2 separate regions of the Mus musculus genome follow, and region 2 is linked to region 1. Evidence: chromatin contacts called from ENCODE Hi-C or POLR2A ChIA-PET data. All regions are on one chromosome and are shown on one strand. Each heading gives the region's core, a stretch centred on a gene start or an enhancer-like site at or near the end of the contact. The rest is flanking DNA. Distances are from core to core; before and after follow the strand shown.

Region 1 (6,095 bases), core at 2,411-4,910:
AAAGAGAGCCACAAAGTGACAAAATCAGCCCCTGTAAACACTTTTAGTGCAACCATAGATTTTTTTTTCCTTGAGACAAGGTCTTGCTACATAGCATAGGTTGACCTTGAATTTATCTTCTTGCCACTGAATATAAGATGACTCTCCAAGGCTGACCAGGTCACCACCATTGTTATAATGGCTGACCTGCCCTAAGCCTGAGCCTCTGAAGGCTGTGAGTCTCAAAAGGGACTGGCAGGTGCAGTGTATTCACATTCTGAGGGATTTGCCATATACAGGCAAGTGAAGATAGTGGCCTGTCTGCTGCTAGCTCTCTTCCCTTTTCGTTTCCTAGCACTCCTTTTTCTAATTTAATGGTTTAAAGTCTGAATGGAAAGGACAAATGTTAATCCTCAGATGAGATGGAAGGAATGGAGAGGACACCTAGGGTAAGCACAGACAGAATGCTAACCTTGGGGGTTAGGCAGCTACTGTGACTTACTGAAGAAGGTACCTGCCAGACCAGGAAAGGAGGCCAGTGGGGGAGGGCAGTCGGGGCAGGCGGCCACTCCCCCACTGCCAGCTGCTGCAGGAGCTGATTGGTGCTTCCAGGAAGTGAGTTCTGGAGACAAGTACCAGTAATGGCAAAGGAGTTCCATTGCCCCTGACCTAGTAACTGCTCTTCTGGGAACGCACATCAAGGAACTAGCCCACAGGGCAAAGAGAGGACTAGGGCACACATTCAATGCCAGGCTATTTATAACAGTAAAAAGCCGAAAACAAGCAGGGAATGATCACAGATGCCTGGATGTGCTGACTGGAAGAGAACAGATCCCCTGCCCTGCCTAGAAGCTTCCTCTGGGTGGTCTGAGTGGGGACAGGCCCCTAACAGAGCAGGATTTGAATCTGTCCCACCCATCACCAGAGAGCCTTTCAAATCTCTGGTCTCCAAAACCTTTCCAAAACGTACTCTGCCTCTAAAGTGATACCCGGAATCTAACACCTGCTAATTGGTCTCACATCTGGATAGAGCCCACTCCCAGCCCATGGTGCTGTGTGGTAATCATATCTTTGCAGAAATCTGTCTGGCTCCATCTCAGGAGCCTTTTGCCCCAAGGATACCCCAGTACCTCCACAGTCCCAAGATGCCAAGGCTAGCTTTGAGGACCAGGACACACTCCCAGAAGGGCAAAGGTATGTCCCCTGAGGATCCAGGAGTTAGCTCTCAAAATCATTCACTATCAATCAGGGAGTCCAGCATGAATGGTTAGAGGACCCAAAAGCTCAGTTTGGCATAGAAGGTGTCACAATGCCAGAGATCCCTAAATATGCTCATCAGAAAATGAGGAACCCCAATGACACGGACAGAGGCTCACTAAGTAGGAAAGCTCTTCCTGTAATTGGATACATATGTGTTGAAGGAAGGAGGTATAACAACTGTCTTTTCCATATCTAAGCTTCAATCTTTGCCCCTAAACTTAACCTCTAAGTGGTAAGATCTGTCTTGGGCTCAACCTTGCTCCACCCTTAGGAACCTGCCTTTCTGAACTTGTTTCCCCCCCCCGCCCCCCCCACTTTTTTTTTTAAAGACATACTATGGATGTGTAACCTAAGTTAGCTTTTAAAAAATTTAAAAGAAGCCGGGCGTGGTGGCACATGCCTTTAATCCCAGCACTTGGGAGGCAGAGGCAGGCGGATCTGTGAGTTCGAGGCCAGCCTGGTCTACAAAGTGAGTGCCAGGACTACACAGAGAAACCCTGTCTCGAAAAAAAAAAAAAAAATACAAGAAAAATCTCATTCTGTTGACTTGCCACTCCCACCTCACCCGTTTATGTAGACCAGGCTTGCCTTGAACTCATGGAGCTCTGTCTGTCTCTGCTTCCTGAAGCTGGGATTAAAGGTGTGTGACACCACACTCTGCTAAATTACACGATTTTTTTTCAGTTTATCTCTATATGTGATGTGGAGTACCTGTGACGGGCAGAAGACAATTTGCAGACTCTCTTCCACCATGAAGGTCCCAAGATTGAACTCAGGTCATCAGGCCTGGCAGTGTACACAAATACCTACGCTACCTCACCATCCCAGATTGGCTCTGAACTGCAAAGAAATCCTGTCTTAAGTCAGGGTTTCTATTCCTGCACAAACATCATGACCAAGAAGCAAGCTGGGGAGGAAAGAGTTTGTTCGGCTTACACTTCCATACTGCTGTTCATCACCCAAGGAAGTCAGGACTGGAACTCAAGCAGGTCAGAAAGCAGGAGCTGGTGCAGAGGCCATGGAGGGATGTTCTTTACTGGCTTGCTTTCCCCTGGCTTGCTCAGCCTGCTCTCTGATAAAACCCAAGGCTGCCAGCCCAGAGATGGTCCTACTTACAAGGGGCCTTTCCTCCTTGATCACTAATTGAGAAAATGTCTTACGGTTGGATCTTATGGAGGCATTTCCTCAACTGAAGCTCCTTTCTCTGTGGTAACTCCAGCTGTGTCAAGTTGACACAAAACTAGCCAGTACATCCTCCTACCTCCAACTCTGAGTACTGGGATTGCAGGTGTGCACCACTACTGGCCTGTTTCCTGGATAATATGGGCTGTATAAACTAATAAGGAGGAGTAAAAGGGACCATTATTAAAAAGTTTCAGAATAGTACAGGTACTGCATTTAACGTTGTCCATGTGTGGTTTTTCTTTTTTTCCTTTGAGAAAGGGTTCCAGTAATCCAGCCTGGCCTCTGCACTTTTGATCTTCCTACCTCTGCCTCCCAAGTGTTGCGACTACAGGCCTGCACCATCACCAAGGCGGTGTTAGTGATAAAATCCAGGGCTTTGAGCATGCTGCTGCTAGGAATGCTACCAACTGAATCACTTCTCCATGAATATCAAGAGTTTGAACTAGTCGACAGACAGGCCCCAATCTACCCAATTCCAAAGCACCATAATATAGGGTTCCTGCACATGATCCAGGCTCCACTCCAAGGTAGGCCCCGGGTGTGTCAGTCAGTCCTAGAAGGCTCACACCAATCAGGCTTTGTGGGCACGCCCACAACCTTCTCCTTCGCCTTAACACCAGCTACAATCCTGCTTTCAACGCAGTCCGCCCGCCAAACCCAGGAAAGCCCCGCCCCTCGGGACGCCCCGCCCCAACGGCCTCTCCTACCACCTCGGGCCCCACCCCCCCAAGGCCCCGGCCCCGCCCCGGCGCATCCGGGGTCCGTAGGCCTCGCCGAGCCTCCCTTTCCTCACCACTGCGTACTAGGGCCCGAAGCCTAGCGAACTCCACTTGCCCCGGCTTCCTCCGACTCCCAGCCCGGATAGGCCCCGTTGAAGTCCGGGCCTCCACCCTGAGCTCTCTGTTCCTGTAGCACGGCTTCGGCCCTCCAGTCGCTACCGCCACCTCGCCTGTCTGTACCCCACAAGGCGCACCTTTGAATAGGTAATCGTACTCGTCGTCCCGGGTCCCCATTGTCCTGGCGCTTCCGGCGGGATCGGCGACTCCGCAGCCCCACCACAAACACCCGTCGGGGGCGGAACCGGCGCCGCGTAGAGCGGCGGTCTAAAGGCCAGTCAACGGTGAAAGCGGTAGTGACAGGCACCTGGACAAGCCAATCAGGCTGAGAAACCGAGCTCGGGGGGTAGGAGCCTCCTGGGATCCACCCTTCTAGCCCTCGGTCTCCCGGAGAAAGGCGGAAGGAATGCGGACCTTTTTGAAATGACAGATTCAGCAGCCTATCAAAAGCAGATGGGGGAAGGCGGGACGGAACACTTGAACAATGAAGTGGATTGACAGAGTGCGTAACCAATGAGAGACTGAACTCAGACTGGGCCTTCCAGCGAACCTGTAGGGGAAGGGAAATTGAGCTACCTCTAGGTGACGTTACGGACTTTAACGTCCTGATGACATCATAGATCAGTGGGTCTCCTCCGACCTCTTATTCTAGCCCCATAAATGACCATTTCCGGGCGTATGTTCGTTGATTGGGGGTGCCTTCTCTGGGTTGCAGTTCCCCAGTTCTTTGTTTAAATACAAAGCTTATGTCAGTACCTCCAAAACAAATGGGGATCCTAGGCTTTTTTATTTGTTCCTCTTCTCAAAAAGTTCTCTTGTTTTCTGCTTTCACCATTACTCATATTTTTTCTTTTCTTTTTTTAAGACAGGTTTTTCACTATGAAACCCTAGCTAGACTGGAATTGGTGATATGGATCAGACTATACCTGTCTGATTTTCTTTTTTCTTTATTGTTTTTTTTTTTTTTTTTTTTTTTTTTTTTTGTGACAGGGTCGCACCATGTAGCCCTGGCCATCTGGAACTTGCCCTGTATAGACCAGGCTGGCCTTGAACACAGAGAGCTGCCTGTCTCTGCCTCCCAAGTGCTGGGATTAGAGGCATTGGCCACCACCACCCAGCTTGATTTTGTTTGTTTGCTTGTTTGTTTGTTTGTTTGTTTGTTTGTTGAGACGAGGCCTCAAGTTACCCTGACTAGCTTCATATTGAAGAGGGAGTAGAGATAGAGAAAGGGAGAGAGAGTGGCAAGGAGGGGGGTGGAGAGAGAAGAGGAGAGGCCGGCCAGGGAGAAGGGGCAGAGTGTAGGATAAGAGAGGAGGGGGGCAAACAGCCCCTTTTCTAGTGAGTTAGTCATACCTAGCTATTGCCAGGTAACTGGGAGCCTAGAAGGAATGATAACAATACATATTTACTTTGAACTAACTTCTTTTTTTCTTGTTCTGTTTTATTTGGAGCACAGGGTCTCCCTGCCTAGAACCTGATATTTAACACTGAGAGATCCACCTGGCTCTGCGCCGCTAAACACGCCACCTCGTGCTAGCCAACTTTGAACTTATGATTCTCTTGTACACTGGTAACTTGGAAGTTACCTCTCGGGGGCTGGAGAGATGGCTCAGTGGTTAAGAGACTGACTGCTCTTCCAGAGGTCCTGAGTTCAATTCCAAGCACATGGTGGCTCACAACCATCTGTAATGGGATCTGATGCCCTCTTCTGGTTTGTCTGAAGACAGATACAGTGTACTCGTCACATATATAAAATAAATAAATAAAATCTTTTTTTAAAAATTTACCTCTCTGATTTCATTTTCTTTCTCTGCTTGTGTATTCCTGAGATTATGTGGCTCATTTGGGCCATGAAGTCTTTGTTTAACAGATATTAAGAGATTGGGAGAATAGTAAGGAACAGCAATGCAGCTTAATTTTATTTATGTGTATGTGTGTTATGTTTGCATGTTGTGCACTATGTGTTTGCAGTGCCCATAGAGGTCAGAGATGATGTTGGATCCTTAACTGGAGTAATAGACAGTTGTGATCCACCATGTGGGCACTGGGAATCAAACCTGGGTCTTCTGTAAGAGCAGCCAATGATCTTAACCACTGAGAAATCTCTCAAGCTGGAAGCTAAATTAATTAGAATGCAAAGGCTTGATTTCAATCCCTAGCACTGAAGTGGGGGAAAAGTTATTACTGGCACTATAACAGGTGTTTAGAAGCTGCTTTGGGGCTGAAAATGGGGCTCAAATGAGAGTTCTTAGTATGCACATAAACTGGGTGTGGTGGCATATGCCATTAGGAGAGTTGAGTCCAAGGTCATCTCCTGCCACATATGGAGTTTGAGGCCCTTACTAAAACAAACAAAAATAAGAGGCTAGAGAGATAACTCATCCACTAAGATCACATTCTGTTCTTATAGAAGACCCAGGTTTGATTCTCAGTACCAACATGGTGGCTTACAACCATCTGTAACCACAGTTTCAGGGGATCTGAAACCTTAGGGTCCTGTATTCATGTTTCTTTTTCTTTTCTTTCTCTCTCTCTCTCTCTCTCTCTCTCTCTCTCTCTCTCTCTCTTTCTTTCTTTCTTTCTTTCTTTTTTTGCTTTGTTTTGGTTTGGTTTTGGTTTGTTTTGGTTTTTGGTTTTTTGAGACAGGGTTTTTCTGTGTAGCCCTGGCTGTCCTGGAACTCACACTGTAGACCAGGCTGTCCTGGAACTCAGAAATCCTCTGCCTCCTGAGTGCTGGGATTGAAGGCGTGCACCACCACGCCCGGGTTCATCCTTTTTTTCTTAAGTTTTTATTTTTGGAGACAGGGTCTCTCTGTGTAGTCTTGCCAGTCCTAG
Region 2 (6,823 bases), core at 2,061-4,560, 270 kb after region 1:
CAAGGAGCCCCCCTCCCCCTTCAAATCAGGACACACGATTGATGTCTACCCCAGTCCTTCTGCCAGGTCTTCCCTGAAGCCATCACTAACTAGTTCAGAGGGAGATGGGCCTTGGAGGGACCCCTGCGGCACGCTGGCGCTGAGAAATCGTAGATTAGGGACCATCGGGTAGGCTACCGTCTTCCCAGTCTTCTTCATGGTCCCATTGATTTTTCCAAAAGCAACAACGCTGCTGGGCAGTCTCCCACTCCGTGGTCCTTCTGGCCTCTCATGCTCCGTATGATCCTCATACCTCTAAGGCCTCAAACAGAGGCTCTGCTAATCTCCAAGGCTGACACTCCTTCTGGCATTAGCACTGGCCAGGACTACCAACTGCCTTTATTAGGAGTTAGGGGAAGGACAGGTCACCTCACCCCTCACTCAAGATGGGCAATCAGTACCATCATGGCAACACCCCCCAGCAGCCCCAGCACCTCCAACAGTGACTGCAGTGGAGATGCCTCTCTCAATAGCTCAGGCAGCACAGACACTGTTGCTACGTAGATAAATCCGCCTGCAGTGAATGGCAGGACCCAGCCAGGACCTGCACCACCTGCCACGTCACTGTCCACTGCCCCTCCCTCGGTGAGAAGGGCACAGGCAGTGCCTGCCAATGCTCCAATTGCAGTCACGAGTTGCAGACGCATCGCCTGGTGGGCAGAAAAGAGAAAGATATGACTGTCGACAGCTAAAATTAGGTGGGAGCAGTGTTAAGGAAAGGAGGGTCTGGGGAGAAGGACCCACAGGTAGTGCTTGCTGCACAAGCACGAGGACAGGAATCTGGGTCCCAGACACCAGCTCCAGGAAGCAGTCAGATAGCTGTCGCCTGGGGCTCCCTCGATAGCTAATACGTAGTCAATGACTCTGCCTCAGGACCACACCTAAGGCCCGCAGCCCCCCAAAACAGCCAGGTTGAGGAGGGAGTACTAGAACAGACATCTCCTGAGAACCTTAAGCCATCAAAGAACTATACACAGGTGAGGACTGCAGCGTAAAACAGAGCAAGAGGTAAAGGCACGACTTTCCCTGACTCTAAACGGCTCACTGTAGTGTAGCTTGTTAGGAACCAAGGATGGGCAGTCGGCACCAACCTGCTTCTTGCTGCAGCCAGACTGGACCAGGATGGCAAAATCCCCAACCTCATGAGGCACTTCGTGCAGCAGGACTGTCATTGTGGTCAGGATCCCTAGCCCTCGGCCCCCACGAAAGGAAGCACCAATGGCCAGACCGTCTGTGAAGTTGTGTGCCAAGTCAGCAGCCAGATTCAGGTACCCAGACACACGCAGGTCTTTTTGCAAAGAGACAAGACAAAAATGATTGAGGGTGTCCATCAAGCCGGTTCACATACAGCCCCCCCCTCGCCCCCATTTCCTAGACTCCCACCGTCACCCACACACCCACAGCCAACCCATCAGCTCATCCCTTACCTGAGCCTGCTTTTTCTTCTTCAGGGCTCTGAGGTTTCACCGGGCCATCTCTGGGCCCAGTGTTTCCTCCTCTCCTTTTCCGCAACCCGCCCACTTCCTTCTCTTCCTCTGTGCTGGGCTTTTCCTTTGAAGAACACTCTGAGGGAGAACAGGAGTTGATCAGAGTGGGGAACAGAGCTTTCGCATGTGTCCTGCTCCACAGGGTGACCCTGAGTGTGTTACAGAGCAGGCAACGCGGGCTCACCATGTCTATCTCCATGGGTGTGACTGTCTCCATGCGCATGCCTGTCTCCGTGTCCGTGACTGTGTCCATGTCCTCCTTTCACGTGTCTCACAAATTTCTCCACCACGAGGAAGGCGACAATCCCACTGAGAACCCACAGCCCCACAGAGAGAATGGGGCCCTGGCCTGGAACGGAGGCAGTAAAGCATGAAGGGAGACGCAGACTCAAGTGTAAGAGGCGAAGCATGGGAATGGAGAGGTTGCCCTTTCCCAGCACACCAGTCCCTGGTTTTTCTCACCACTGTGGGAGTGTCCATGTCCAGGCTGCTCTGGAGCGTGGTGAGAATGAGGTTCTGCGGGAAGTGGGAGAAAAGGCTTGATGAGGGAATGCCTGGCTCAGGGGATGTGTGTTTGAAGACAACCGGAAAATCTGGGATCATTAAAGAGAAAGAACAAAACCGCTTAAGCCTTTGAGGCGGAGCCCACAAGTTACTTACCCAAGGCATGCGGGATGAGGTGGAGGAACGCATCACCCAGGAGCCCCCCGGAAGCAAAACTGAGCAGGATCTGGAGCAGAGAGCGGTGCCTGGGAGAGTTAGATTCTACTGGGATGAGGAACAGCACGAAGAACGGAGCTGCGGAGATCAGCACTGTGGCCCCCAGTGCCTGGTGGAGAAGCACAATCAGAAGGCAAAGATGGAGCTTCCCACCGATTAAGAACCAGTCCCTCTTCCCCACATCCCCTGGCGACTCACGTAGGCCCAGAGGGTGACAGTGTCCAGGTGGTGTTTGATGCCTGGAGCCCCAGCCTCCCTAGAAGTCCCATGGCTATGTTCACGATGGGCATGTCCATGTCCTCCGTGGTGGAGGCTATCGTGGGAGTGGCCATGGCTATGGCCATGGTGTAATTCCTCACGTGAGTGTCCATGGTCGTGGCTGTGGGCATGCCCATGCCAGATGCTTTCATGAGTGTGGCCGTGGCCATGGTGGAAATCTTCATGCGAGTGCCCGTGGCTGTGGCCATGGTGGAAATCTTCATGTGAGTGCCCGTGACTGTGGCCATGGAAGTCCTCTTCCACATCTTTGTGCAGGTCACCATGACCCTCGTGTCCGGCCACCAGCAGCCCCAAAGCCGCCCAGGTCAGCAGTCCCACAGCCACCCAGTGGGGGGCCCGCAGGCCCATGGTCATCACGCTGACCGGAGGAACAAGAGACGACTCGACTTGACTCTCAATCTACCTATTCGGGATCCGCGTCCCTTGAAGCCCTTCCTCTATACTACTTGCTCCGCTCTTACATTGTCCCCAAGGCCGGTCCACCTCATCCCCAACACCCTTCCTGGATGCAGCCCCCCACCCCCGACACCGCTCTAGCCTTTGATCAGCAACTTTACGGTCTCTCTGGGCCCGCGTCTCTATGGCCCACTGGTTGGGGTAAAGGCCTGGAAAGCGCCGTAAGGGAGCAGCAGGGACCTCTCACCGGCTCCGGGATCCTCTCGGTTCTCGGTTTGCTGGGACGTGGCACTCACGCCTCGAGCTCCCGCGAGATCCGGAAGCTCCCTTTCTTGCCTGCGCCCCGATACCTTTACCAACATGGCGGCGCCCCGAGGGCGGCGCGGCCACGGCGTCAGGACGCATGCGCAGAGCTGGGGGGTTATCCGAGGGGACGGCGGGCTGGCGGGCACCGCCTCCTCCGTTTCCACCTCGGCGAAGGGGCGGGAGCTCAAGGCGAGACTTCCCGTCTGTACAAAGATGGCGGCCGCGCCGGTGCTGTCATCTCAGTGCCGAGCCGAGCGCGGCTCTTGAGTCGCGCTGCCACAGGCCGCGGCCTGCTCGCCTCCGCGGCTTCGTCGCGGCCCCCGAGTCCCCCGCTGTCCCCCCTGCGCGTCCCTGGCGCCTCTCCGGCTTCCCCGCCCTCGGCCCGGGCGTCATGTCTTGGGCCACTCGTCCGCCCTTCCTCCCGCCGCGGCATGCCGCGGGGCAGTGTGGGCCGGTGGGGGTGAGAAAAGAGATGCATTGTGGGGTCGCGTCCCGGTGGCGGCGGCGGCGGCCCTGGCTGGATCCCGCGGCGGCGGCGGCGGCGGCCGGAGAGCAGCAAGCCCTGGAGCCGGAGCCGGGGGAGGCTGGCCGGGACGGGATGGGCGACAGCGGGCGGGGTGAGTGTCCCGTGGGCCCGGGCCGGCGCCCCTCGCGCCCCCTCCCCGCGCTCCCGCCCCCTTGTTTGTAAACACGCGCCCTCGACGTCCCGAGGCCCAGCGCCCTCCCCCGGGGCGGGGCGCGGCGGGGGAGCTTCCGCCCTTCAGGTTCGGGCCCGCGGCGGGGCCTGCGTGCGCGGTCTCGGGCGTGGGAAGGACACCGTTCCCCGTGGGCTGGAGGACTCTGGGCATTCGAAGGCTGAGCTTACGCTCTGGGACCGGGTATTTCTGCCATACTCTTTGCCCCGAATGTTCTAAGTTGGGGTTGGACGAGGGGTTCGCTGCTACACCTCCACGTGCTGCTTCACAGCCCCCCCTCCCGAGGTCAGCTTGGGATGACCCAGTAGCCCCGCCTGACCTGCCTCCCTTTTTGTCAACCGCCTCCTCTCACGACTATTAGAAGTGAAATTGTTGTTTGGCCACTTGGTATTTCTGAACTCCAGGGTTGCGGGCTGTGGTGGGTCAGGGAGAATTAAAGTGTCCATTTGGATGATCAAAAGGCTCACTTTCTCTTCTTGTCTCTCCTGTCCGTGTGTGTCTGCCTTGTACGTACCCACTTCTCAGATTCCCGAAGCCCAGACAGCTCCTCCCCAAATCCCCTTTCTCAGGGGATCCGTCCGTCTTCTCCTCCTGGCCCACCTCTTACCCCTTCAGCACCTCCACCTCCAATGCCACCCCCGCCACTGGGCTCCCCCTTCCCAGTCATCAGTTCTTCCATGGGGTCCCCTGGTCTGCCCCCTCCGGCTCCCCCAGGATTCTCCGGGCCTGTCAGCAGCCCTCAGGTGAGAGAGAGGTTGTGGCCTGCTTATTGCCACTGTGCCTTCAGTTCCTTGTTCTCAACTTCTCACCCCCACTCCCCATCTTTGGGTGAACTTCCCCAAAACCCGTTGATCTTTCTAGTTCTCTAATCATAGCAAGCCTGTGGTCTCGGACCCCTTGCTCTTCCTGAAGGGGGTGGTCTGTGGGGGTGCATGCTTCATCAGCTCTGTTTTGAAAACAAACCCTAAGCCTGCAGGGAATATTTTTGATGTCCTGTTCAGCTCACGGTGGCTTTGCTGCCCTTTTCGCTTCAATATGCCTGCCCTTCTAAGACCTGTGCCCTTCAGGGCCACTGTAGCACAATTACAGAAGGGTGGACATCACTCTTGGTGTCACGTGCAAGGAAGGCCCTTTACGTTAGACAGTAGTGTCCCCAGTACCTTCTGGAATAGTACAGGGCTTGCTCACAAGCAGGAAGTGGTTTGCCTGACATATGAGAGTCTCCTGTGACTTCCCTGTCTCCCCCATCCCAGATCAACTCCACAGTGTCGCTCCCTGGGGGTGGGTCTGGCCCCCCTGAAGATGTGAAGCCACCGGTCTTAGGGGTCCGGGGCCTGCACTGTCCACCCCCTCCAGGTGGTCCTGGGGCTGGCAAACGGCTCTGTGCAATCTGCGGGGACCGAAGCTCAGGTATGGGGCTCAGCACAGCCGTAGAAGAAAAAAGCACGTCGGGGCTGTTTACCACTGCCTATGGGGCTCCCAAGGGTTCTTGAGGCTGGTCAGAGCAAGGAGGCCTATGGGACCTTTAGATTCATATCAGATGTGGAGAGGGGTAGGAGTGGGGGTGCTACATGGTTTCTGGTCACCGAAGACTGAGTCACCTTTTTGGATGAAACACAGGAAGGATTTAGACTATGTTCCCTCTCTGGGCAGATTGGTAAGAGACTCCCTAAGAAGGAGGTCTCCACAAAACTGTCTTAACTGCCAACCTTTCTCGTAGGCAAGCACTATGGGGTTTACAGCTGCGAGGGCTGCAAGGGTTTCTTCAAGCGCACCATTCGGAAGGACCTGACCTACTCGTGTCGTGATAACAAAGACTGTACAGTGGACAAGCGCCAGCGGAATCGCTGTCAGTACTGTCGCTATCAGAAGTGCCTGGCCACTGGCATGAAAAGGGAGGGTAAGGGCCTGCCCCGGCCAGGCCTCAGTCACAGGCCCTTCTCCAACCCTGTGGGAGAGCCCTGAGGAGGAACAGGGGAGACTGCTGAGGGCCCCATGGCCTCCATATCTTGGGACTTTGCTCACTTTCTCCTCCAGGGGGCGCAGTTGGGTTTCTCTTTCCTGTCCTCCACAGCTTGGTACCTCTCAGTGTCTCTGTCTCTGTCTCTGTCTTCATGGTTGCATCTCAGGGTTCATCCACCTCCCAGCAGAGTTTGGCCCTAGGGCGAGGTGACCTCTTTCCTCATGGGTCTTTGTTTCCTCTCCTCCACTGCACACAGCCCTTCCCTCTTTTGATGCCATGTTCTTTCCCTAGTCTCCCAGTCTTTCCTTGGACCTGGTTAAACTACAGAATCACTGAAGAGGTCGGGACTTGGTGTCTCTCCTTCTGTCTCTAAGCAAAGCTGACTCCTGGAATTCTAAGAGATATTTTAGAGCTCATTTTGGTCCAATTCCTGCTTTAAAAAAGATGAAAGTCAGCCCTCCCGGGGTTACCCCAGCAGAGTGATAGGACCAGCATCAGAACACACACCGTCCAGACCAGACCAGGCTCTTTCTGCTGCTGCTCTTTAGTTAGCAGAGCTTAGAGTTTGCCATCAGGAGTGTCTGCAGTCAATGTATAGCCCTGGCTATCCTGGAACTCACTCTGTAGACCAGGCTGGCCTCGAACTCAGAAATCCGCCTGCCTCTGCCTCCCAAGTGCTGGGATTAAAGGCGTGCGCCACCACCACCCGGCTCATCGTTTTTTGTTTTTTGGTTTTTTTTAAAGGTTTATTTATTATATATGAGTACACCTTAGCTGTTTTTAGACACACCAGAAGAGGGCATCAGATCCCATTACAGATGGTTGTGAACCACCATGTGGTTGCTGGGATTTGAACTCCAGACCTCAGAAAGAGCAGTCAGTGCTAGAGCTTTATTATAGAAAGGCAGGGGGGAAGAGAGAAGGTAAAAGAGAGGCCG

What was found. Hi-C counts contacts between places; a loop is a spot of excess contacts on that map. ChIA-PET counts read pairs that join two places held with the same protein, here RNA polymerase II (POLR2A).
Region 2: POLR2A ChIA-PET joins it to region 1 with 15 read pairs in embryonic stem cell. The contact joins the promoter of Slc39a7 here to the promoter of Rab11b in region 1. A Hi-C loop is called at or near these places in 1 of 37 maps with a recorded cell type or tissue (T-helper 2 cell). POLR2A ChIA-PET finds 5 or more read pairs at or near these places in 3 of 5 experiments (Patski and embryonic stem cell).

Annotation. Positions count from the first base shown.
Region 1 is chr17:33,756,826-33,762,920 of GRCm38, forward strand. It overlaps Rab11b (RAB11B, member RAS oncogene family), which reads right to left and starts at 3,661. Exons shown (of 5, transcript NM_008997.3): 1 at 3,398-3,661. The coding sequence starts at 3,437. Gm17251 (a long non-coding RNA gene) reads left to right here and starts at 3,033. Exons shown (of 2, transcript XR_003952408.1): 1 at 3,033-3,762; 2 at 4,717-5,042.
Region 2 is chr17:34,028,380-34,035,202 of GRCm38, forward strand. Slc39a7 (solute carrier family 39 (zinc transporter), member 7) reads right to left here and starts at 3,311. Exons shown (of 7, transcript NM_008202.2): 1 at 2,445-3,311; 2 at 2,187-2,355; 3 at 1,989-2,042; 4 at 1,711-1,875; 5 at 1,467-1,604; 6 at 1,131-1,327; 7 at 1-689. The coding sequence starts at 2,879. The coding sequence ends at 417. It overlaps Rxrb (retinoid X receptor beta), which reads left to right and starts at 3,433. Exons shown (of 10, transcript NM_011306.4): 1 at 3,433-3,844; 2 at 4,448-4,665; 3 at 5,176-5,332; 4 at 5,643-5,822. The coding sequence starts at 3,619.